2 separate regions of the Homo sapiens genome follow, and region 1 is linked to region 2. A link is a loop called in an ENCODE intact Hi-C map of the cell type or tissue named here. Cell type or tissue: chondrocyte. All regions are shown on one strand. Links, peaks and the distances in the headings refer to the core of each region. The heading gives the core; the rest is flanking DNA.

Region 1 (12,381 bases), core at 5,932-8,431, 170 kb before region 2:
AATGGAAACAATTGAACAACTGAACTTCCACATGCAAAACAGTGAACCTAGACACAGACACACCCTTCACAAATATTAACTCAAAATGGATCATAGCTCTAAATATAAAATGCAAAACTGTTAAGCTAAAATATAACAGGAGAAAACCTAGATGACCATGGATATGGCAATGACATTTTATTTTATTTTATTACTCAATTAGAAAATGTTAATGAAGGATCAGGCCCAATATTAGCATAAACTACCTCAGTATCAATAAAAGATATTTTTAAAATCAGAAATAATTAAAGTGACACATACCTATTTTGTTTTTTTTATTAACTACATGGGCACCCATGAGAGGATTCTAATGATTCTAATAATCTTAGGATTGTCAGAAGTAACATATGGAAGAAGAAATAAGATAAAAGACCTACAAAAGGCCAGGCACAGTGGCTCACGCCTGCAATCTCAGCACTTTGGGAGGCCAAGGCGGGCGGATCACGAGTTCAGGAGATCGAGACCAACCTGGCTAACATGGTGAAACCCCGTCTCTACTAAAAATACAAAAAATTTGCTGGGCGAGGTGGCACGCGCCTGTAGTCCCAGCTACTCCGGAGGCTGAGGCAGGGGAATTGCTTGAACCCAGGAGGTGGAGGTTGCAGTGAGCTGAGATCTCGCCACTGCACTCCAGCCTGGGCAACAGAGCGAGAGACTCCGTTTCAAAAAAAAAAAAAAAAACCTAAGACAGTTGCTCATAAAGAAAGCAAGAAAGCAACAAAGCTAAGACTCCCACTCAGAGAGTGGGCAGTACTTCCTCTCGCTAGGGGCAGGTCAAAAGGAGGACTCCCACGGGAGCCTAGCTTGGGTCCCAGTTGGCAGAAAAATATAAACAGATGTTCTGTTGGGCGACTCGAATAATTCTTATTTTTATATACAATCTTTCAGAAAAGAACTATAATAATTATGATGTGATACTATTCTAGAGAATAACTAATTGATATTTTTACTTTATTAACCTTTTTTCTTGTGTGCATACAAACATGCACATATACACAGTTTTGGAGGAAAAGACAGTTATAGTTCATAGTTTACTATAAATGCTTATCATCCAACTCAATAGAAATTTTCTACAAATGCGTATCATACAATTCGAGAGAAATCTATGTGCTCCAGAATGTACAAAAGTTATGCAATGTTCCAAAGAGTGTCATTGTCACCTCTGGTTTTTTGTTTTCTTTAAAGACAAGGTTTCACTCTGTCATCCTAGTGCAGTGATGTGATTATGGCTCATTGCAACCTCTGACTCCCAGGCTCAAGCAATCCTTCCACATCAGCCTCCCAAGTAGCTGGGGCTACAGGCGTGTTCCACCACACATGACTAAGCAATCACATTTTAGATAAAACATCAAAGATATGTCCCATGAAAGAAGTAATAAACGTCATTAAAATTTAAAATTCTACTCTGCTAGAGATAATATCAGAAGAGTGAGAAGACACAGATTAAAGAAAATATTTGCAAAAAGCTTATGTAATGAACAACTTATTCAAAATATGCAAAGGACTCTTAAAACTAAACAGCAGGAACACAACCCAATAAAAAAATAGGCTAAAGACCCTAACAGATATTGCTAAAGAAGATATACAGATGGCCAATGAGCATAAGAAAAGATGCTCCACATTATATGTAAACAGACAGATGTATTATTGTTTTAATTGTATTATACCACTCACTACCCACCTATTAGAATGGCCAAAATCTGGAACACTGACCACACCTACACTGGTGAGGTTATGGAGCAACAGAAACTCTCATTCATTGTTGGTGGGAATGAAAAATGGTACAGCTACTTTGGAAGACAGTTTGGTGGTTTCTTACAACACTAGACATACTTTTATTATATGATCCAGCAATCACACCCCTTGGCAACTATGCAAAGGAGCTGAAAACATGTCTACACAAAACCTGCACATAAATGTTTATAGAAGCTTTATTCATAATTGCCAAAAGTTGGAAGTAACCAATATGTCTTTCAGTAGGTAAATGAATAAATATACTACGGTACCTCAGACAATGGAATATTATTCAGCCCTAAAAATAAATGAGTTATTAAAGCATGAAAAGACACGGAGGAATCTTAAATGCTTATTACTAAGTGGAAGACAACCAGGAAAATTGTTACCCTAAAGTCAATTGAAGAAAGTGTTGTAAGAAGGAGAATGTATTAATAGCTGCAGCTATCCCAAGTAAGGTGAGGACTGGGAAATGATTTTAGCCATGTGGAGATAATCGGCGACCTTGTCAAGGCATTATAGGATCACTGACAGTCCTTCAGAGGCTGGTAGGTGGATTAATGTGGTGATAGATGTGCGTGGAAGGTCTCTTCTGATTGTGAAGTAGGAAGTAAAGTCATCAATTGAACACAAGGATGGGAGAGGAGGTGTTGGAGCATTGGCATGAGAGATATGAAATAGTGACTTATTTTTTTTTTTTTTGAGACGGAGTCTCACTGTCTGTCACCCAGGCTGGAGGGCAGTGGCGCCATCTCAGCTCACTGCAACTCCGCCTCCCAGGTTCAAGTTATTCTCCTGCCTCAGCCTCCCGAGTAGCTGGGATTACAGGCGCGAGCCATCACATCTGGCTTTTTTTTTTTTTTTTTTTTAGTAGAGATGGGGTTTCGCCATGTTGGCCAGGCTGGTCTCGAACTCCTAACCTCAGGTGATCTCCCCCCCCGCCTCGGCCTCCAAAGTGCTAGGATTACAGGCTTGGACCACTGCATCCGGCTGAAACAGTGACTTAGAACAAGAGGATTGGGAGTGGACTAATCTAATCGCGTATGGTACAATTTGCCTGGTAGCCTTGAGCACCTACTTGACATTCATTGTCATGAATTTAAAGTGAGGTCTGTCAACTGATTGTTTTTCTTCCGCCATGTTTAGCTGCCCTGGTTGTGGCTTTGCCAAAGGAGTACAAAGTGAGAGAGGCAGGGAAATTGAGAGTGCAGCAAGAACGTGACTCTAACATGTGCTGGGTAAAGAGAGAAGAAAATTCATGAACTGGAGGGAGGAATAGGGAACAGACAACTGAGTCTCCGGGGATTTGTTCCAGCAACAAAAGCAGCCACTAAGCACCAAATAAGTTTCTGATGCATAGAGAGTCAGATAACAAGTAAAGATTAAGACACTATTATGTTTCCCAGGAACTTCTTATTGAAAGAGAGAGACAAATATATAAAAAGTGACAAATACAAACACGGAAGCATTAACCTGCCGTGGGAACATTAAAAAGCGAGAGAGTCAAAGAGCCTAACACGACTTCCTCTGAAACAAAAAGTGTCCTCGGAGCTGTGATGGCCGAGTGGTTAAGGTGTTGGACTCGAAATCCAATGGGGGTTCCCCGCGCAGGTTCAAATCCTGCTCACAGCGTCGCCATTTTCTGGTTAGATTTCCAATTTGCTACTTTCATCAGTTAGCTTTCATTAGTTCACTAGGATAGAAAGTTGTGAGTGCTATCGCTGTGGCTTTTACAGCGCGCGCACACTTGTGGAAATGTACATCAAGAAATATGTACATTTGAAGGCCGGGCGCGGTGGCTCACTTCTGCAATCCCCGCACTTGGGGAGGCCGAAACGGGCGGATCATTTGAGGTCAGGGGTTGGAGACCAGCCTGACCAACACGGTGAAACCCCGTCTCTACTAAAAATGCAGAAAAATTAGCCGGGCTTACTGGCGCACGCCTGTAGTCCCAGCTACTTGGGAGCCTGAGGCAGAAGAATCGCTTGAACCTGGGAGGCGAAGGTTGCAGTGAGCCGAGATCGCGCCACTGCACTCCAGCCTGGGAGACAGAGTGAGACTGTCTCAAAGAAAAAGAAGATACTAGTTGTCTTACATCTAATCATAATGGCAAATACAAGACAGGTGCAACGTTGAAAATATTAGGAATACAATTTCCCTTTTAGATTACTAGTATGACAGCTTTCTTAAAGCATTCTCAGGCAGCAATCTTTACTTTGTATTTGTCCTGATCTCACAGCTGGTGGGAGCCAAAAAAATTAGGATGATAACAATCCGTCATATGCATTAGTTGCTCTTCAAAGCGTTTTGTATAAACGAGGAAACAGAGGCACAAAGAGGATATATTTTGGCTTCTGACCACCTTCTTAAACCCATACGAAACTTCGTCTCCTTATAAGCACTTCTTCATTTTCCACTATTTTGCTTACTTTGAACAGCTATGCAAGTAAAGTTCCTTTTTCTAAGTTTCTATGTCAAATGTGATTCTGAAAAATGTGTACTTTCCCGAATTCTTGACTCCTCGTTAAATTTGAGTGTCTTCATCTGCTACTTTGAGTTGTAATACCATTTTACAATAAACTTCTCCCTAGTGAGTGGGTACTTGTTTTTTCCTTTTGGACGAGAAGAGGGAAAAACTATGATTAATACTTCCAGAAATGTATTACAAAGCACTTTACTTTTGGCAATATCTAAATTTAAAATAATACATATTGCTCATTACTGATCCACATACATCATTAGTGCCCAATGTAAGTATATTAAAAATGAAATTCAGGCCAGACACGGTGGCTCACGCCTGTAATCCCAGCACTTCGGGAGGCCGAGGCGGGCGAGTCACCTGAAGTAGGAAGTTCGAGATCAGCCTGACCAACACGGAGAAACCCCGTCTTTACTAAAAATACAAAATTAGCCGTGCATGGAGGCACATGCCTGTAATCCCAGCTACTTGGGAGGCTGAGGCATGAGAATCACTTGAACCCAGGAGGCGGTGGTTGCAGTGAGCCGAGATCGCGCCGCTGCACTCCAGCCTGGGCAACAAGAGCGAAACTCCGACTCAAAAAAAAAAAAAAAAAAAAAAAAAATCAAATTCAGGTAAAAGCAGCTGATTGGCCTGAAAAATAAGTAACAAAAAGCTAAAAAGTAGGCACACACATGAAAGAGAAGATAGAAACACCAATATTGCTTTGAAGGAAAGACATTCATCTTAGCTCATATATAATGTTTCAAAGATGAAAAATGGTCATTATTTTCAATAAAGACACTTTATGTGAATGTCTATTATGCCAACAAACCACAAAAGAAAACATGCTTTCCTTGAATCAGTGTGGTTTGGGGTTTTAATCCCTACCTAAATAAAGAAACAATCTTTTTTTTTTCTGGCCCCAATAGTATAATACAATATAATTATGAAAAGAGTAACAGTTAAGACAGCGTTACAGGCAGGGGCCAGTGGCGCAATGGATAACGCGTCTGACTACGGATCAGAAGATTCTAGGTTCGACTCCTGGCTGGCTCGCTTGTGCTCTCACTTTTTCCTTCTTCAAAGCCGTATTAACAATCCTGTGAATGTCCTTTTCCAGAGTGGTGCTGTTACTTGAACGTGAAAGAGACAAGCGTCGAAAGAGCCAACTTACAGGATTTTGTTTCTACCTTTCATCTCATTCTCAACTGGAGAAAGGAGAAAGGAGAAAAAGACCATTAGAAAGCTTAAAAATCAAAGAAGCTTTAAAAAAATGTTTTTTCACGTATATCTTCTTCATCGGTATTTTTTTCCATTGGGAGAAGTCCACATTCCTGGCGTCTCTGAGGCACAGCTCTTTCCCTGGGCATGACTGTTGTCAAAAAGAAAGGGGACATCTGAAGAAACGTTGAATCATAAAGGCAGGGCTGTGGGGATGCAGGATGCAAGCTGCTCCTTGCATCAGCTGGGCCCCCTACACAGAGCTCAACCCTGAAGTCGGTGGACCCACCTCAGCCTCAACATCGCCCCAATCCACCACTCCCGCCACGGGCCTCTTCTCTGCCTCCCAGGTTCCCACCACTTTTCCTCCGCCCTGAGATCCTAGAGAAATAGAAGACAGGAGAATCGGCAGGGACAGAGATAGACAGACAGACAGACAGACAGATAGACAGATATCCCAGAAGAAGATGAGTGTGGAAGGTGGCAGCTTTGGGGCGGTGTCTGAACAGAAGGACCTCCTTTCTCAGCGACCAGGAAGATGGTGGAGGAGAGAGAGGCTGGGAGGCAACCACAGTCAAGCGGGGGAAAATTCCTCAAACTAAACCAAAAGAGCATCTTAATATGTGGCTCGGTTTCCGAACGTGTAGCTTGGATCTTCGCTCTGCATCTCAGGTGAGTTTACTTTAGTCACTTACCAGTATGCGCTGTCAGGGGCACTGCGGGTAAACGAATGAAACCACAAACCTGGTAGTCCAAATGTGTTGGGCTGTGGCCAAGTTGAACGGAGAACTGGCGATTCTTAAAACACCGCATTCACTTATATACTCTTTAAGCTAAAGGGGAGAAATTTTCCGTGAAAGCCAGTGGCAGCCTCACGTGGTGTGGGCATTTATTTGCCTTGGAAACTGCCTGGGATCAGAAAAAAAGAATGAAGCACAGCCATTGCGAGGAACAAAACCTCGTATCTTGCTGCTATTAGTATCACACTCTCACCAAGTCACTGGCCACGCTGAGCCTGCTTTCCTTTCCCTATCGAAACTCGTTTAAAGCGTCAAAATAATATTGTCTCCCTTTCAATATTGAGAATGAAAAAAATAGAAAAAAGTATATATTGCTTCCTAACGTTTCACTAAAAACTAAACAGGCAAATGTCATATCTCTTCTTAATTCCCCATTCCCTAAAACACACCCACCTAGCTGCCGCACTACTCCAACCCAATTTTCTTCAGTACATTCTTCCTAATGCTTGCATCTTTTTTGTTGTTCTTTGTTTGTTTTGAGACGGAGTTTCGCTCTTGTTGCCCAGGCCCAGGCTGGGGTACTATGGCACGGCCTCAGCTCACCGCAACCTCCGCCTCCCGGGCTCAAGTGATTCTCCTGCCTCAGCCTCCCTAGTAGCTGGGATTACAGGCATGAGCCCAGCTTATTTTGTATTTTTAATAGAGACGGGGTTTCACCATATTGGTCAGGCTGGTCTCCAATTCCCGACCTCAAATGATCACCCCGCCTCGGCCCCCCAAAGTGCTGGGATTACAGATTCGAGCCACCGTGCCCGGCCTGTTCTTTTCATTTTTCACAATAAAGGGAAACGAACGTAAATAGCCTTCTCGCTTGACGAATAAGAGGGCGTCTTAATTTCGGATTCAGAGCACCTGGGATTCGATTCGGAGCACCTGTGATTCGACAGGCTTAAATTAAAAGGCCTCCCTTCAGGTAAGTGAAGGGCCCCACTATGGCATCCAGTGGCCCGTACGGGGATCGAACCCGCGACCTTGGCGTTATTAGCACCACGCTCTAGCCGACTGAGCTAACCGGCCACACGAATGCGCTGCTGTTTTAAAGGAAACCATATATAAATTCGTTGATATTTTTGTTTTTCTAAATAAAACAGAACTTTTTTCTTTCTTACTCCTTTCAAGAGACCTTTGAGACTATATTTACAGACTTTAGCAAGGAAGTCCAAACTATTTTAACTCTGAGCCAGACTAGAAAATTCACGGAGAAATTTTTGACAGAGGATGTGGAAAAAGCGCTGTAATAGGATTTTCAATGGTGAGTGAAGGGAACCTCCTCTTTTTATTTTATTTTTGTTGTTGTTAGACAACAAATTTTTTTTTTTGAACGGCACTGCTCCTTGCGGAGTATGGCTAATTCAAAGGCAGTACGCCCAGAGTCGGCAGCCTTCTCTTTTTAGAGTCATGTCAGTGTACTGGATCGCAAGTTGCAAACTTCCCTTTAGTGACTTGTAACTTAAGGACTTATTATTTTCAGGTTGGTTCAAGACAACGCCGCCGAAAGGAAGGCGAATGGGGTTGAGGGAAAGAGCCGCGCCTTCTCAGTGTCTCTGAAGTCACAAACATAAGCACTGATGTAATCGGCGAAGATATTCAGGGGTGGAAACTGAGGTAGCCCAGCAGTACCGGAATTACATAGTAAATCTGGTATGTTTTTTGAGGGTGGTAGAAAAGGGCTACAGAGGTTTGCAGAAGGGCAAGGTTGTGGTGGCACCCCGCTAGGTATTAAGTCTCATTTAACAGCACTTGCTGTGTGTCACTCAAATTCTAACTTGGGAACCGAAGGATTTCAGCCCGAGTTGGAGAGGCCAGAATAAGTGAGATACGCTCTTTCATCCTTGGTCAGGCTACTGGTTTCATCACCTGGAGACAAGTTGAAAGAAACCTCCTGCAGCGTCAGGAACTATCTCTCTACATGTGCCTGGGGTTTCCTTCGTGTTTTTGGAACTTTCAAGATCACTGACGCCTAATAAACTTTTAACGAATATATTAGCAGTTAAATGAATCAGCAAGTAACGATTTTGTTGATTCTAAAACTGACGCTGGCGCGAGGAAGTGTTGGAATTCCAGTGTTACTCTTAATGTATTCAACGGTTAAAGACCGAAGTACCACCAGGAGCTTCGATGTTTTTCATTCTTCTAGTCCTCAAGAGGTTTTATCCTAGGTGTCAAGAACTGAGGCTTCTACTTGCTCAAAAATCACCTGAAAGTAAACTCTCTGATACAGTTCCTGCAGTAACACATCCTCTTCACCGGTCGCAAGGAATTACATTCTGGCTTTTGAGGATCCCTCTTGCACATTCTGACTGGTGTTTATATACCTCCGAAGTTCACATGTAAAGCCATACCAAGGGAATGAACTTGTCATATATGACATCAACACCGGAAGGATTACCCTTTTTTCTCCTTCAGATAAATGGGAGCTAATCTTCTAACATTCCTGTACTCTGTCCTGAGGCTTGTTGGTAGGCAGAGCTCTTCATGCTGTCCTGACTCTAACAGCACCAGCCTGGGTACTTGCTCTTTCTTTTGTAACGAAAACCAAATACTATTGAAGAAAATCTGCACCTGGGACTAGAGAAATCACATTTTTTGCTAGTAACACCTAAGATTAAAATCTGTTCTTCTACCCCACCCCCACCTTCAATTGTGTTTCCCGGATCCAAAAACCGTATTATTCTTTACTTTGCTTCAAATGAAATACTATGTGTTAACGTTACCAGCAGTAATTCCAGACAAAAAGAGGAGTTCAATACAAGGTTTTCTGTCCTTCCTTAACCGTAAACATGATATAAAATGAGGATCAAATCTCCGTTAATCCTAGATCCTAACTATCCCCATATCCTCCTCAGAGACTATCGAATTTCTTACTTTCTTATCTTCCCTAAAATAATCTATGCATAATCAAGCATATCATTACTATCTTCACCTGCATTATAGGCAACACAGCGGAACATCTGTCACAAGTGTCTTGTAAGATATATGTATTGTTTTCTTTTTCTTTCTTTTTTTTTTTTTTTTTTTTTTTTGAGACGGAGTCTCTGTCGCCCAGGCTGGAGTGCAGTGGAGCGATCTCGGCTCACTGCAGCCTCCGCCTCCTGGGCTCAAGCGATTCTCCTGCCTCAGCCCTCCCCAAGTAGCGGGGATTACAGGCGCCCGCCACCACACCCGTCTATTTTTTGTATTTTTAGTAGAGACGGGGTTTCACCATGTTGTCCAGGCCGCTATCGAACTCCTGACCTCAGGTGATCCGGCCGCCTCAGCCTTCCAAAGTGTTGGGATTACCGGCATGAGCCACCGATCTTGACCATGTAAGATAATTTCAAAATATTTATGTTATATTCCAGATTAGGTTATTTTAATTTTCTAAGACTGCCTCAGGAAAAATACTGAATCAATACTAACAATTTTTTTTTAAAGAAATGTGGATGACCTCACCGTGTTGTCCAGGCTGGCCTTGATTTATAGAACCAAGTGATCCTCTCGCCTGAGCCTCCCAAGTATCTGGGGCCACTGTGCTCCCGCACCTGCCACTGTGCCCAGCTCATTTATTTTACAATGTGAATATATATATGCGCATATATGTGTGTGTGTGTGTGTGTGTGTGTGTGTAATCACATATAGCCTTAGTATTACTAAAATTCAGGTTATTTTTAATATGTCCTCTCTTGCGTCTCTGCACAGTAAAAATGACTAGCTATGCACTGGGACTGTCCCTGCAACTGAAAACAACTAAAATGCTGTACAAAACAAGCAAAGCTTCTAAAAAAATTCAAAGTGCTGATAATAATTTAAGGATTTAACAGACCAAATTCTGAGTGAAAGTAGAAACACAGGGAGTTAAGCATAGAACTGAAAGTGCTTGGCCAGGCGCCGTGACTCACTCCGGTAATCCCAGCACCTTGGGAGGCCGAGGCGGGCAGATCACCTAAGGTCAGGAGTTTGAGACCAGCCTGGCCAACAAGGCGAAACCCCGTCTCTACTAAAAAAATACAAAAATTAGCCTGGTGTGGCGGAGGGCCCCTGTAATCCCAGTTACTCGGGAGGCTGAGGCAGGAGAATCGCTTGAATCCGGGAGGCGGAGTTTGCAGTAAGCCGAGATCAAGCCACCGCACTCCAGCCTGGGCTACTCCAGCCTGGGCGATACTCCGTCTTAAAAAAAAAAAAAGTGCTTATGCCCTGATTCTTATGTGTTTCATAACATCATGACATGTAAGTGTGGCCGGGCATGGTGGCTCACGCCTGTAATCCCAACGCTTTGGGAGGCCGAGGTGAGGGGATCACGAGGTCAGGTGACCGAGACCATCCTAGCCAACATGGTGAAACCCCGTCTCTACTAAAAATACAAAAAAATTGCTTGAACCCAACAGACGGAGGTTGCAGTGAGCCGAGATCACGCCACTGCACTCCAACCTGGGCGACAGAGCGAGACTCCATCTGAAAAACAAACAAGCAAAAAAACATGTAAGTGCACACTGAATGAGGTACTGAATAAGATTGCTTTCTTCCCCTCAACGAATTACTAAAACCTGTGGAGGAGCTCATGTTTATGGGCGTGGAACTGCGTTTTGTGAAATGACTTACAAGAGCCCTTTTCATTATAAAGGCAAATGCATGTATTCCCTTACCATATAAATTAAATGTCAATATGGACTTACATATTGGTAGATGGCTGACATTTGGTGGAGGGCCAGTATTACACAGTTAACGCGGCCAAACATTAATTTAGCAGAGTCGACATGTACAAAAGAGTCCGGAAACAGCTGTCGAAACCCGGAATTGAACCAGAGACCTGCAGAAGATCTTCAGTCTAACACTCTCCCAATTGAGCTATTTCGGCCATCTATAAGGAATGAGTTGGTTTTTTTTTTTATTCTTTTTTTTTTTTTTTTTTTTTTTTTTTTTTTGTCAGTTGCTTTCAAATCGCCCTTCATGAACACCCTCCTAGTTTCCCTTCTGGGTGCTATATTTCAGAGAAAGTAAAACATATGTGGTTCCTTAGGAAATTAATTGGATGGGCATAGGGATTTTGTGATTCAAAACTTCCTGCTGAAATGGGATGCTTCCTAGAATTGAAGACACCACCAGACACCACCATCTGGGATAATTTCTTTTCTTTTTTTTTTCTTTTTTTTTTTTTTTTTGTTTTTCTGAGACAGTTTTGCTCTTGTTGCCCAGGCTGGAGTGCAATGGCGCGATCTTGGCTCACCGCAACCTCCCCCTCCCGGGTTCAAGCGATTCTCCTGCCTCAGCCTCCCAAGTAGCTGAGATTACAGACATGCGGTACCACGCCAAGATTTTTTTTTTTTTTTTTTTTTTTTGTATTTTTAGTACAGATGGGGTTTCTCCATGTTGGTCAGGCTGGTCTCGAACTCCCGACCTCAGGTGATCCGCCCGCCTCGTCTCCCAAAGTGCTGGTATTACAGGCGTGAGCCACCACGCCTGGCCGGAAGTATTGAGTTTTAGGAAAAATGAAGTATTATGCACATATATTTACTTGAGAATATACATTTCTTTTTGGCAAATTCTACCTAATATAAGGCTAAACACACTAATCTAGGAATAGTAATTATTTCTGAGAAAGGGAGTGGCATTGCAGGTGAGGAGATATTTTTGCTGTTTTTCCTGTATTGTGTAGAATATTTATATTCAGAAAATAGCCATTATTTGGATAATTAAAAGAATAATAATTTGGCATATACTATATTAAAATACATGAGATAGTTGAAGTCGACAAACCTTACCTCCTACGTAATGTAAAACTTTATACTATTTAGTTATTGACAAAGCCAAACACAACCTTCCTCTTTTTTTTTTTTTTTTTTTTTTTGGGACGGAGTCTCGCTCTCTCTCCCACTCTCCCAGTCCTGCAGTGCAGTGGCGCGATCTCGGCTCACTGCAAGCTCCGCCTCCAGGGTTCACGCCATTCTCCTGCCTCAGCCTCCCGAGTAGCTGAGACTATAGGCGCCCGCACCACGCCCGGCTAACTTTTTGTATTTTTAGTAGAGACGGGGGTTTCACCGTGTTAGCCAGGATGGTCTCGATCTCCTGACCTCATGATCCATCCGCGTCGGCCTCCCAAAGTGCTGGGATTACAGGCGTGAGCCACCACGCCCGGACACAAACCTTCCC
Region 2 (12,381 bases), core at 4,666-7,165:
AATGTTTTTTACTGTCTGTTATTTGCTTTCATGCTCTCTTAATCATTGTAGGTTTACACATTTTTGAATTGCTTTTACTGTCAACTTATGGGCATCTTAAGAAAGCAAAAATAAAGTCCTGGGTTTCACTACCATTTTAACCAGAAGTCCCCTTGAACAATGTGACCACTTGAGCCAAATGTTTGACTACTGAGTAACATCAAAGTGCTTGTGTCTAGGGACTACCTTTTCCCTGTTCCAGCAATAAAATACTATTTCTGCCCCTTCGTTTTTAAACCTGAATAATGATGTTTGCTTCACATAGTAGAAAAACAAAGAAAAAAACCCATTATGATCCTACAACCCAGACACAAATGGTAATGCATTGGTGTATTCTCCCACACCTCCCAAATACGTATAATGCAAAAATTTTACTTGAGGTTATACAATATATGCATTTAAAAAATTCTCCTCTTTTCATTTAACATTATATCACATGCTTCTTGCCTGAACTATCACAATCTTTTCGAAAATACTGTTATTTATTTATTTATTTTTGTTATCCACTAGTAAGAGTTGCAAAACATCGTTTTTATTGGCTTTGTAGCATTTTTCCAGGTAGATATAACCTATATTATGTAATCATCTTCCCTCCCATTGTTGGAAATGTTTGTTATTTTAATTATTTCATTATTATAACAAAATATCCTAAGTGTCTTTGAACATAAATGATTTCTTTTAGTTTGGATTGTTTCGCTAAGTGAGTTTTCTTCAAAATGAAGTGAGTCAGCTGGGCGCGGTGGCTCACACCTGTTATCCCAGCACTTTGGAAGGCCGAGGCAGGCAGATCACAAGGTCAGGAGTTCAAGACCATCTGGCCAACATGATGAAACTAAAAATACAGAAAAAAAAATAGCTGGACATGGTGGTGCATACCTGTAATCCCAGCTACTCGAGAGGCTGAGGCAGGAGAATCTCTTGAACCAGGGAGTTGGAGGTTGCAGTGAGCCAAGGTCCTGCCACTGCACTCCAAGCCTGGCGACAGAGCAAGACTCCATCTCAAGGAAAAAGAAAAAAAGAAGTGAGTCACCATTTGCACGAGCTTCCTGGTGGAATGGAGAAGTGCTAAGGCAGCAACAGCAAGGATCTTGTTCCAAGAACATGGGTAAGGGAGCTGATTAGTTTCCTAAGACTGCCCTAACAAATTACTATAAACTGGGTAACTTAAAAAGACAGATTTATTCTTAAGATTTTGGCCGGGTTGGTTGTTTTCTAGGTGCTCTGAGGGAAAATCTGAGACCTCTTTCCTTGCTCCTGATGGTTGAAGAAAATCCTTGGCATTCTTGGTTTGTAATTGCATCACTCCAGTCTCTGCCTCCCTCTCAACATAGCTTTTGAACTAGTGACTATGTGTCTGTGTCTCTAAATTTCTCACTTCCTATAAGGACAGCAGTCACTGGATTACTGGATTTAGAGCCTACCTGAATCCAGCATGATCTTCTCTTAACTTGATTAAATCAGCGAAGACTGTTTTCAAATAGGTCACACTCACAGGTACCACAGGTTAGGATTTCAACATATCTTTCTGGGCAACACAATGCAATTCACTTCAGGAGCAACTGCCTTTTTGTCTGCCCTAAACGAAAATGCATGTGGGAAAACTGTATCTGCAAGAGAGTTCGAGGGTCTCAGGTGTAAAAGAGATTCTCTCGTTTGTATCTGAAAGTCTGTCTGAATCTACTTGGTGGTACTTTGGCCAAGCATTTCAATTCCCAGAACTCAAAGCTGTAATCCCTGAGATTCCCCATTAAAGAATAAACAATAAAAGCCTGGTTCTGCAGTGTTTTCCTGAACCAACAGTCTTTAATCCTAGGGGGTAAAAAGGTATTAATATAGCTAGATTTAATGTGGCATTCACAAGCTCTTTTACGTTAGGAGGGACAGACAATGTTCTCAAGCTGCAAAATTTTGGAAAACATGTTATCTAAGCTTCTCCATATTCCCCTGGCTCCTGGGACTGCCTGCTTCCCTCCCTGGGGAAGGTGAAAAGGAGTGAGTTTTCCTGAGAGGATGGAGACCTTCCCATCAACTTTTTCTTCAGAGGGTCCACGAGGGCTAGGTCTTCCCTGCCCCTTCTCATCCTGCACCCCTGCTCAAATTGGGTTTCAACGAATTCTTTAAGCCAGAGAAAGGACAAAGCAGTTCAAAGCTGTTGAAGATATTTCTGGTTTAGTATTCAATACTGAAAGCAAAAGCAAATGACTCCAAGGTCATAATTCCTTCAAATTTCCTCTAGCAGGTTTCCTGTGCTATTGTCATTTGAGGCTGTGAAGCTACTAGGATCAGACCCTCAGCTCCAAACTCCCTTTCTGCTGGTTTCTCACAAATACCTGTGAACAGGTGCATCAACCGTGACTAGCAAGTGGAGTTCTAGGGGGAGAGAAAATCCAAGTCTCTTGTCTCAGAATGCTCCTTTGAACTCCACTTTTCTCAACTGAATTCCAATTCAGTATGGATGACTTATTTCATCTAAAAGCTGGAAGCTCTTAATGCACCTAGAAAATTCTTTGTTACTAGACTTAGTAACCAGGCACCAAAACATCTTTTACTGTAGTATCTACTTACCATACTACCCAAGAATGGCACACTGCTCACATCTTCAAAAGCTTAAACCAAGAGCACTACACAGGTGCGTAGTCGTGGCCGAGTGGTTAAGGCGATGGACTTGAAATCCATTGGGGTTTCCCCGCGCAGGTTCGAATCCTGTCGGCTACGGTTTGGTTTTAGCCTGACTTCTCCCAAATAGTTTCCTTCTAATTGCACCCCAAAGGCAACTGAGTCTCCTGGATTACAATTGTGTCATCTCCTTTGGTAACACTGCGTTGAACTCTGCATTCTAGCTGTCATCATCATTATTAACCCTGCGTTGTAGTTTACCTCTTTCTCTGAGTCCATTACTTTCCTCCTCCTCCAACATCCGAGACAACCGTGTCTCGAGTAAGAGAGAATCTATTGCTGTGGTGTAAACACCACCTAACGTTAATCCTGATTTGAGGAAGGCAATTCTCTTTTCCTCACCTACAAGCTCTGAGAATCGAAGTCAGACTCCATCGAGTTTTCTCTGTAGATAAGTCTAAGTTGCTTGTCTGGTGTGTGAAGATTTTGCCTATAGTGTATTAAGTGTTTTGTTAGCCCAAGTTTAGGGACTGTCATTCAACAGCAACAAGGCATTACCTGTTTTGCAGCAATAACAATGATTGTGATTGTAGCTTCAATATAAATTCGTTGGTTTGTAGACAGTACCACACACACTGTATCTTCTCGGCCTAAAAATTCGAGAGCCCAAGAATGGGAAAGGTTTATTAAACCACAGGAAGTGGATGTTAAAGCTAGCCTCTGGCTGCCAAGCCCTTATTATTTTTATTCTATTGATTTTGTTAAATGTCTTCATCTTACAGCTTAGAAAAATTCAAGGTGAAGTTCTCTGGCCCCAGTCTATTCTTCCTATCTTCTCCAGCACATTCAAAGACCAAGAACACTTATCTGGGCTTTACAGTAGATTCAGGAAACAGTGTAACTTCAGACACTCAGTACTTTGGTTCTCATACAGAATAAAGTTGGGAAGAAAAGGTCGAGGGAGAAGACGAAAAGATGTGGAAAAACAAGAAAACGGAAGAGAGGAGAAAGGCCAGGAGATTGAAGGAATGGAACAAAAGAGAAGCTAGCAGGGTGCCAAATATAGGAATGTTCTCACCCCTCTTGCCCACTTTTATTCTGAGTTTCCTCTGTCTTAGCAACCCCTAAATGCCCTTGCTCTTGCTCTGACAGGCAACTTTCCACTATCTCCACTCTTTGAAATCAGCCCCTGATGTCAAGGCACTTCTTAAAGTCCAATTCCTCCACAGAGGCATTTGTATTGTTTCCAGTTTGGCTATTATAACTAGTGCTGCCATGAATATTCTTGTACATGTATTTCAGTGAATATAAATAAATATTTTTGTTGGAGAGATATACTTATGGGTGGAATTACAGAGTCACAGTACATGTATACATTCAAGATTTAATATATAATGCTAAGTCATTCTCGCAAGTGATTGAGCCAATTTACACCCCCTGAGCAAGTATCACATTGTCCTGATTGCTATGGCTTTTTAAGTAACCCCCCCCCCATTTCAGGTAGCTCAATTTTTATTTTAAATCTGACATACATTCACTAACACATTGCCTGAAGCTTCAGATATTGTTGAAAGCAGCAGTGTTGACATTCCTCATGTGCTCCTGAAACTTGGGAATCTCCTCAAAAGTCTGTGGCCACTTTGTCATCTTCCCTCATACATTTGATCGACATCTTGTGGATTCTATAGTTTGGAGTTGCCCAGGTCAGCCATTGCAGCTGGGGCATACACGAGCCCCCAGCTGGGCCTTGTCGATATCTTCATTCCAAGATTTGATGTCTAGAAGGATGGAGGACTTGAACATTTACATGAGCTTTCTGACCATGCAAATAAGAGGCAGATGCTAGACAACTGTATTCTCGTTAACTTTTAATGAGTACATTTTGTGTCATTTAAACCTAGATTCTCCTATGGGCCTTAAAGTAACTGTGACTTTGAGGTTTCAGAATTGACTGGAATGTTTCTCTGATCAGAGCAGCGGTCTTAGGAGTGAGGAAAGTCGAGAGGGTCCATTGGCAGTTAAGGAGGAATGGCAGAGGGGTCCCACCGCAGCTCTGCTCTCAGAGCCAGGTAGGGGCCATCAGTGGGCAGAAGATGCAAAAAGCAACTTTTCTCCCCGTCGGGGAATCGAACCCCGGTCTCCCGCGTGACAGGCGGGGATACTCACCACTATACTAACGAGGAAGAACTCTGCGTCAGCGAGTTTTGACTACCTCTAATAAACTTAAGTATTCTTGCCCACTTTTTTAAGTCTGTAAGTTTGTATTCTACTAAATTGATTATACTTGGCGAATTTACACTTTAATCTGCCGCCTAAGCCAAAACGACGGGGTCTGTCAGGACAGCCTGGTCTTTCGATTGTGGTGGTGTCGAGATCTCTGACAGTGTTTCTAGTCATTTGCAACCAGCGAGACCGGGTGACCAAAGCAGTTGAACCATTGATTCCACAGAAACTGATAATTGACCAAAGACTTGGACCTCTGACTAGGACTAAATTTCCATGAAGAGGAAAGCACTATCAAGACTTGTAACAGGTATAGGCTTCAGGAGGGTTTGGAAGGCAGGGAAACGAGAGGCGTCCCCAAGAACCGTACAAAGGTACCGCTAACGGGAAAATGACTAGGTATCTGCTAATTAAGGTACCCATAATCTTATGAAAATAGTAGGTATTCAGTAACTTCCACCCTCCATTGTTGTGGGGTTTCAGGATCGGGGAAGTACCAAACAAATTCAGTTCGCAACACGTGAGTTGGCTTAAATTTCTTTCTTCTAAATTTTCTGTTGTTAATTATCTAAAACCTCGAACTCGTAGTCGGCAGGATTCGAACCTGCGCGGGGAGACCCCAATGGATTTCTAGTCCATCGCCTTAACCACTCGGCCACGACTACACAGAATCACAACGTTTTTTTTCACGGTATAGACATGAGAAAATGCAAATCAGGATAATTACTATCTAGGTACAAGAAAATGGGCTTTGTGAGTTGAACGCAAACTTTCAGGTACAACGAGAGTTTGGTTAAAAAAAAAAAAGCAAAAAAAGCCAACCTCCTGTGCCACCTGGACAAGAGCACTGGAATGAGAGTACTCCCGCGTGAGGATGAGCATCATCAGCGTTCCAAACAAAGAATACAAACTTCACGTTAGTAAACAGTGAGCGAGCTCCCGTCGGCGCCCGGAAGTAGGCTGTGGTCTGAGCTCTGGCAGTGGAGTCTCTGCAACTGGAACTAAACTTTGCTAATTAACAAGTGGACTGAGACCCTAACTTACGGCCCCCACTTATCTATTGCCTTTGAACAGCCTGTCTTCCGATAGCCCTGGACACTTTGGAAGATTGCATAACTTGTGGGAAATCAGCACTTTGATCAAAGTGGAAAATGGGCAGAAACAGCTGGTGATTTACATGATTTACATAGTTACGATGCAAGGATGTCCACTGTGGCATTGTTTGTATATAGCATGTAAATATGCTAACTAGTAAGGGAATGGTGTGATGCATTCCTATCACAGGGTACTATGCAGCTGTTAAAGAATTAGATTCTTATCGTTTTACTTGGAAATGTGTGTAAACTTTAATCCACAAAATAGCGAACATAAATAGTTCTATTTATATCGAATGAACCCCCAAATTAAAGTCCATTAAAAACATCCGAAGGGACGCTCACCAATCTAACAAAAGAGCAAAATGGAATGTAAGTGAGAGATTAAAATATCAATTTCGATTACTTTTGTATTCTTTACATTTGTCATAAAAACAATCTGCATTATTTATATAATTGGAAAATTAAAAATGGAAAAACAGACTGCATTAATTATATAATTGGAAAATTAAAAATGGAAAAACAGGCTAAAATATGCCATTGCATACTTACGCATTTAAAAACTGGTTGTGTAAAAACAAAAAAGTTAATACTAATTTATCTGAGGTGTTGAATCATAGCTCCTCATCGTTTTCTTCTTTTAGCTCTTCTCTCTTTCAAATTTTCAAGCAAAGTATATGTATTTATTTGTATTTTTACTTGAAGTGTTCCCACTCTTCCTTAAGACTACAAGATGATTGTAATACCTTGTTATCTGTTTGAAGAAATAAGGAGTGGTATGGCATTGATATTGAACCAGTAAAAATAATGCTACTATCTAACTATTCTAAATTTCACATTTTAGAAAATGCCTTCACATTCAGGATCTCATGTAACTCTCAGAACAGTTCCATGAGGTGCTGCCACCCACTTTTACAATAAGAAAAATGTCCGGATAAGAGAACTTTGTACATTCACAGGGCTACTGAGTATTGAAATCAAAGCATCTTACTCTGTATCAATTACTCTTTCCTTATAGAGATGGAAAATGACACCTTTAAGAAAAGAAAGGCACAGTCCTCTCAGCATTCAAAGGATAAATCCCACTTGGTCGCAGCATATCACCCTTTTTAAAAATTGCTGATTCAATTCGCTAACATTTGTTAAGAATATTTACACCTATTTTCATGAGGAACATTGGTTTGTAATTTTTTTTTTTCTCAAACTGTGATCTGGTGTTTGTTCACTTTGTTTTTGCTGAGGTAGGGCTATTTCATTTTTTATTTTTTATGGTAGCTTATTTTATTGAGGTAAAATATATATGTTTAATTTACCATCTTTACCATTTTTAAGTGTACAGTTCAGTAGAAATAAATACATTTATATTCTTTGTTTCCCTTCATCCCTCCCAAGTTTTGATATCAACTAATATTCAATTCATAAAATGAGTAGGAAAGTGTTCTCTACTTTTCCAGTTTCTGGAAAAGTTTATGTACACATGATATTATTTCCTCTTTAAAGGTTTGGTAGACTCCACCAATGAAGCCATCTAGGCCTGGATTTTTCTTTTAGAGAGGTTTTTAATTATAAATTATATTTTTAACAGTTATATTACAATTCAGATTATTTCTTGAGTGGGTTTTAGTAGTTTCTACCTTTTGAGAAATTGATATATTTCATCTAATTTGTCAAATTAATTGGCATATTATCCAAAATATTCTTTTATTTTTTGTATAATCTAGGTAAATGTCCCCTGTTTCTTTCCTGCTACATTTATTTTCTGAGCAGTCCGACTGGAGATTTATCAATATTATTCATCTTTTCAAAGCACTGGTTTTTAGATTTCATTGATCTTCTCTATTGTTTTTCTATTTCATTCTCTTTTGCTCTTTAATATTTGTTCTCTTCCACTTACTTTGAATTTAATTTACTCTTATTTTTCTCGTTTGTTAAGGTGAAACTATAGATGATTGATTGACACTTTTTTTTTTTTTAAGGGTCTGGCTCTGTCACCCAGGCTGGGGAGCAGCTGGGGTGTAGTGGCACGATTTCTGCTTGCTGCAGCCTCCACTTCTCCAGCTCAAGCATTCTTCCCACCTCAGCCTCCTGAGTAGCTGGGACTGCAGTCACCCGCCAGCCACCAACCTGGCTTGTCCCTCCCTCCCTCTCTTCCTTCCTTCCTCTCTCCCTTTCTCTCTCTCTTTCTCTCTCTCTCTCCCTCCCTCCCTTCCTTCCCTCCCTCTGACCTTTCTTTCTCTCTCTCCCTCCCTTCCTTCCCTCCCTCCGACCTTTCTTTCTCTCTCTCTCCCTCCCTCCCTTCTTTCCATCCCTCCTTCCCTCCTTCTCTTTTCTTTTCTTCCTTTCTTTCCTTCCTTCCTTCTCTCTCCTTCCTTCCCTTCCTTCCTTCCTTTCCTTCTTTCTCTTTCTTTCTCTTTCTTTCTTTCTTTCTCTCTCTCTCTCTCTTTCTTTCTTTCTTTCCTGTTTTCCTGTTCTTCTGGTAGAGATGGGGTCTCACCATGCTGCCCAGGCTGGTCTCAAATCCCTGGGCTCAAGCACTCCTCCTGCCTCAGCCCCTCAAAGTGCTGGGATTACAAGCATGAGCCACAGCACCTGACCACTTTTTTCATAATAAGCTTTTTTTCTTTTTTCTATAAAAGCTTTTTTCCTATGAAAAGCTTTAGCTGCATTTTGTTATATTTTGTTACCATTTTTATTTAGTTCAAAATAATTTAAATTTCCCTTGTGATATATTATTTGGTTTTAGATTATTTTGTTTAATTTCTGTTAATTGATTTCTGGTTTAATTCTGTTGTGGTCACAAAATATACTTTCTGTAATTTCAGTCCTTTTAAGCTTACTGTGACTTATTTTTTAGTCCAAAATAAGGTCTGTCTTGGTAAGTATTCTATGAGCGCTTGAAAAGAAAGTTTTCTGTTATTGCTGAGAAAAGCGTTATATAAATGTTAATGAGGTCAAATTTGTGGTAATGTGGTTCAAATCTTCTGTATTCGTACTGAATTTTCAGACTACTTGTTCTATCAATTACTGAGAAAGAAGTGTTAAAATTTCCAACTATTAGCCTGGCTCAGTGGCTCACGCCTGTAATCCCAGCACTTTGGGAGGCCAAGGGGGGTGGATCACCTGAGGTCAGGAATTTGAGACCAGCCTGACCAACATAGTGAAATCCCGTCTCTACTAAAAATACAAAAATTAGCTGGGTGTGGTGGTGGGCACCTGTAATCCCAGCTACTCAGGAGGCTGAGGCAGGAGAATCACTTGAACCCGGGAGGCGGAGGTTGCAGTGAGCCGAGATGGCACCACTGTGCTCCAGCCAGGGTACAGAGCAAGACTGTCTCAAAAAATAAATAAATAAATAAATAAATAATAAAAAATATAATTTCCAACTATATTTGAGTAATTTTTCTATTTCTCCTTGCAGTTTAGTAGGTTTTGCTACACATATTTTGAAGCACTATTTGTAGGTGCATACATGTAGGGTTGTTGTGGCGGCTTCTTGGTGCATTGACCTCTTTATCATTATTAAATGTTCCTCTTAATCTGATTATAGGCAGTAAATAGGGCAATTTCTTTCTCATTTTTTCCCTTTTCCCAGGTATCAAAATTAGTCACTGCCTATTGTCTATCTGAAGAAAATTGTTATATATACTTTGTACAGTTTTCCAGTTGTTTAAGGTGGTAGGGTAAGTCTGGTTTCTATTACTTTACCATGGGGAAGAAACAGGAGTCCTTTTGGCACTGGTCTTAAAATGACCAATTTCACTTTAATCCTGGTGGGATATCATCCTTTCCTTTGAGTTGTGTTTACTGATCCTCTTCCTCCATGATCCTTTTCTTGACTATACACTTTACTGCACCTAATTTTATTCATAATTAACATTGTGAGAGTCAACAATTGCAACAGGTCCATGAAAAATAATTGGTTATTAGTTACATGGATATCTTCTTTTATAAAATGTTTATTCAAGTTTTTGATCATTTAGTTGAGTCATTGATATGTAGCAGTCAAGATTCAATAAAAGAAGCAGAACCACTGGGATGCACTTCAAGCTTCAGCGTTATAAAGACTGTGGGGCAGGTTATCAAGAAAGGAAGAAAGAGGTAAAGTGGGGAATATTAGAACAAGCTGGAACCCACAAGCATGAACTGGATCCCCACAGGATGAACTGAAATCTGTGTCAGCTCTTGTTGCCTCTCCTTGGTGTTGTAGTATTCTACAGAAGACAGGGTCCTTTGCTTGAAGCTAAACACAGACATTTGGCTCAAAAATTACAGAGGTTGAAGGAGAACCCACAGGAAGGTGGGGTAGTTGCAGGCACAAATACTGCCATGTGACAAGATAAGTCAGCAGGTGAGTTAGCATGAGCTACAAAATGACTGCTACTTAGCTTTCTTTCTCAAATCTTCTGCAAGAATATCTCTTGGGGACCATCCTAACCAGAGACACACAGAAAAAGAAATTCTGGGGAATGTAGTTCAGCCTGGCCAAGTTGATACCATAGCAGTGAAGATAATGTTTGGTATCAATTAAAAATAAAATTTAAATTTAAAAAATGTGTTAATATTTACATACATAATTAATAACACTTAATTGTAGGTTTGCAATAAGTCATGATATACATGTTGTATAAGTCCTCCAACTTTGCTATCTTCTTTAATCTTTTCTTGTTTTTTTTCTATTTTTTCTTTTCTTTGAATCTGTAAACTAGAGATTTTCTTTTTTTCTAAACTTGCTTTACCTTTAAAATATATTTTTGAAACTGCTAGTTAAACTTTAAAAAATACAGGCTCAGAACTTGACTAGGATTCATTGAACTTATTGATTAATTTGGAAATAGTTTTCATCTTGATGAAATTGAGTCTAACAAGACATACTTGTTATTTTTCCTCCACTTCCTCCATTTAATTTCCACCAGCAACGTTTTATAGTTTTAAGTGTAGATTTCTTGCATATCTTGCTAGATTTATTTTTATTTTATTGTATTATTATTATTTTTTGAGACAGAGTCTCGCCCTGTCGCCCAGGCTGGAGTGCAATGGCATGATCTCCGCTCACTGCAACCTCCACCTCCTGGGTTGAAGTGATTCTCCTGCCTCAGCCTCCCGAGTAGCTGGGACTACAGGTGCATGCCATCACACCCGGTTAATTTTTGTATTTTTAGTAGAGACGGGATTTCATTCACCATGTTGGTCAGACTGGTCTTGAACTCCTGACCTCGTGATCCGACCCCTCGGCCTCCCAAAGTGCTGGGATTACAGATGTGAGCCACTATGCCTGGCCGTTAGATTTATTGTCAAACTTTAAATTTTTTGCTGCTATTGGGAATGGAATATTTTAATTTTAATTTCCACTTATGCATATACACATTTTGGATATGGTCAGTAAAGAAAAGAAGAAACAGACAAATGATGTTCAATTATAGCTGAAAGTGAGCATCTATGTATTATTTCAAATGTGAGGTAGAGTGACTGAAGAAATAATTGTGCATAACTCTGCTGCACAATAATATCAATATCAATATTTTACATTTTAAACACTAACATTTAAATAACATAATGGTAATAATTAAAAATTAAATTAAAATGTTGATTAACATTTCAGATTTATTTTATATGCAAGAAGGGTATTCCTTGATTACAGACTTCAACGGTGGCTTCACAGAAAAGCTGATTTAACATTCAGAATTCAACGCACTTCTTCAATTTCTTCTTCCTTTAACTTATACTTTTCAAAATAACCAAATATAATGCAAAATAAGTAAGCTGCATAAATCACGTAATGAGTAATACAAAAGGTAAGTTGACAGTGGAGAAACTTAATAGACATCATCTTAATTCATCACAGTTAACATACGAGTATCAGTACGAATTAACATCATGTGCCACTGGATTTGAAGAATGGTAAAGGACCTTGCTTCACTTCTGTGGTATTGCTGCCAAAATAATCTGAATATAACTCGGAGGAAATAGCAGACAAATTCAAATTGAGGGATTGAGGGGGCTGACCTACCTTTTTTTTTTTTTTTTTTTTTTTTTTTTTTTTTTTTTTGAGACAGAGTCTCGCTATGTTGCCCAGGCTGGAGTGCAGTGGTGCAATCTTGGCTCACTGTAACCTCCACCTCCCGGGTTCAAGCGATTCTCCTGCCTCAGCCTCCCGAGTAGCTGGGATTACAGGCGCGCGCCACCACGCCTGGCTAAGTTTTGTATTTTTAGTGGAGACGGGTTTCGCCATGTTGGCCAGGCTGGTCTTGAACTGGCCTCAAGCGATCCGCCCACCTCGACATCCCAAAGTGCTGGGATTAGAGGCGTAAGCCACCGCGCCCAGCCCTACTTCTCCAAGTGAGACATATTTGTGAACACAAAGATGAGAGACACCTTATGAATATAAACATTCGTTTTCTTCCCGGGCGCA

The links. Peaks named below come from ENCODE experiments on the same cell type or tissue, not always from the same donor. Only the 100,000 strongest peaks of a DNase experiment are listed, where the experiment ranks them.
Region 1: a loop joins it to region 2, with 1.9 times the contacts of the local background. A loop is called at or near these places in 9 of 110 quality-filtered maps.

What each region holds. Positions count from the first base shown.
Region 1 is chr6:27,663,474-27,675,854 of GRCh38, reverse strand. It overlaps TRI-AAT8-1 (tRNA-Ile (anticodon AAT) 8-1), which reads right to left and starts at 7,272; the gene lies at 7,199-7,272. It overlaps LOC124901292 (a long non-coding RNA gene), which reads left to right and starts at 7,282. Exons shown (of 2, transcript XR_007059535.1): 1 at 7,282-7,507; 2 at 7,727-8,883. It overlaps TRR-ACG2-4 (tRNA-Arg (anticodon ACG) 2-4), which reads left to right and starts at 5,218; the gene lies at 5,218-5,290. TRS-CGA3-1 (tRNA-Ser (anticodon CGA) 3-1) reads left to right here and starts at 3,324; the gene lies at 3,324-3,405. RefSeq lists silencers at 5,908-5,957, 5,791-6,085, 7,118-7,307, 7,054-7,336 and a cis regulatory region at 6,896-7,414. In chondrocyte, for the core only: a CTCF peak has its summit at 7,251; no DNase peak of the experiment used is centred there.
Region 2 is chr6:27,496,201-27,508,581 of GRCh38, reverse strand. TRS-AGA2-4 (tRNA-Ser (anticodon AGA) 2-4) reads right to left here and starts at 5,543; the gene lies at 5,462-5,543. TRD-GTC2-7 (tRNA-Asp (anticodon GTC) 2-7) reads right to left here and starts at 4,838; the gene lies at 4,767-4,838. TRS-TGA4-1 (tRNA-Ser (anticodon TGA) 4-1) reads left to right here and starts at 2,673; the gene lies at 2,673-2,754. RefSeq lists silencers at 2,681-2,740, 2,319-2,750, 4,703-4,822 and enhancers at 2,861-2,940, 5,623-5,672, 5,853-6,132, 11,852-12,352. In chondrocyte, for the core only: no CTCF peak of the experiment used is centred there; no DNase peak of the experiment used is centred there.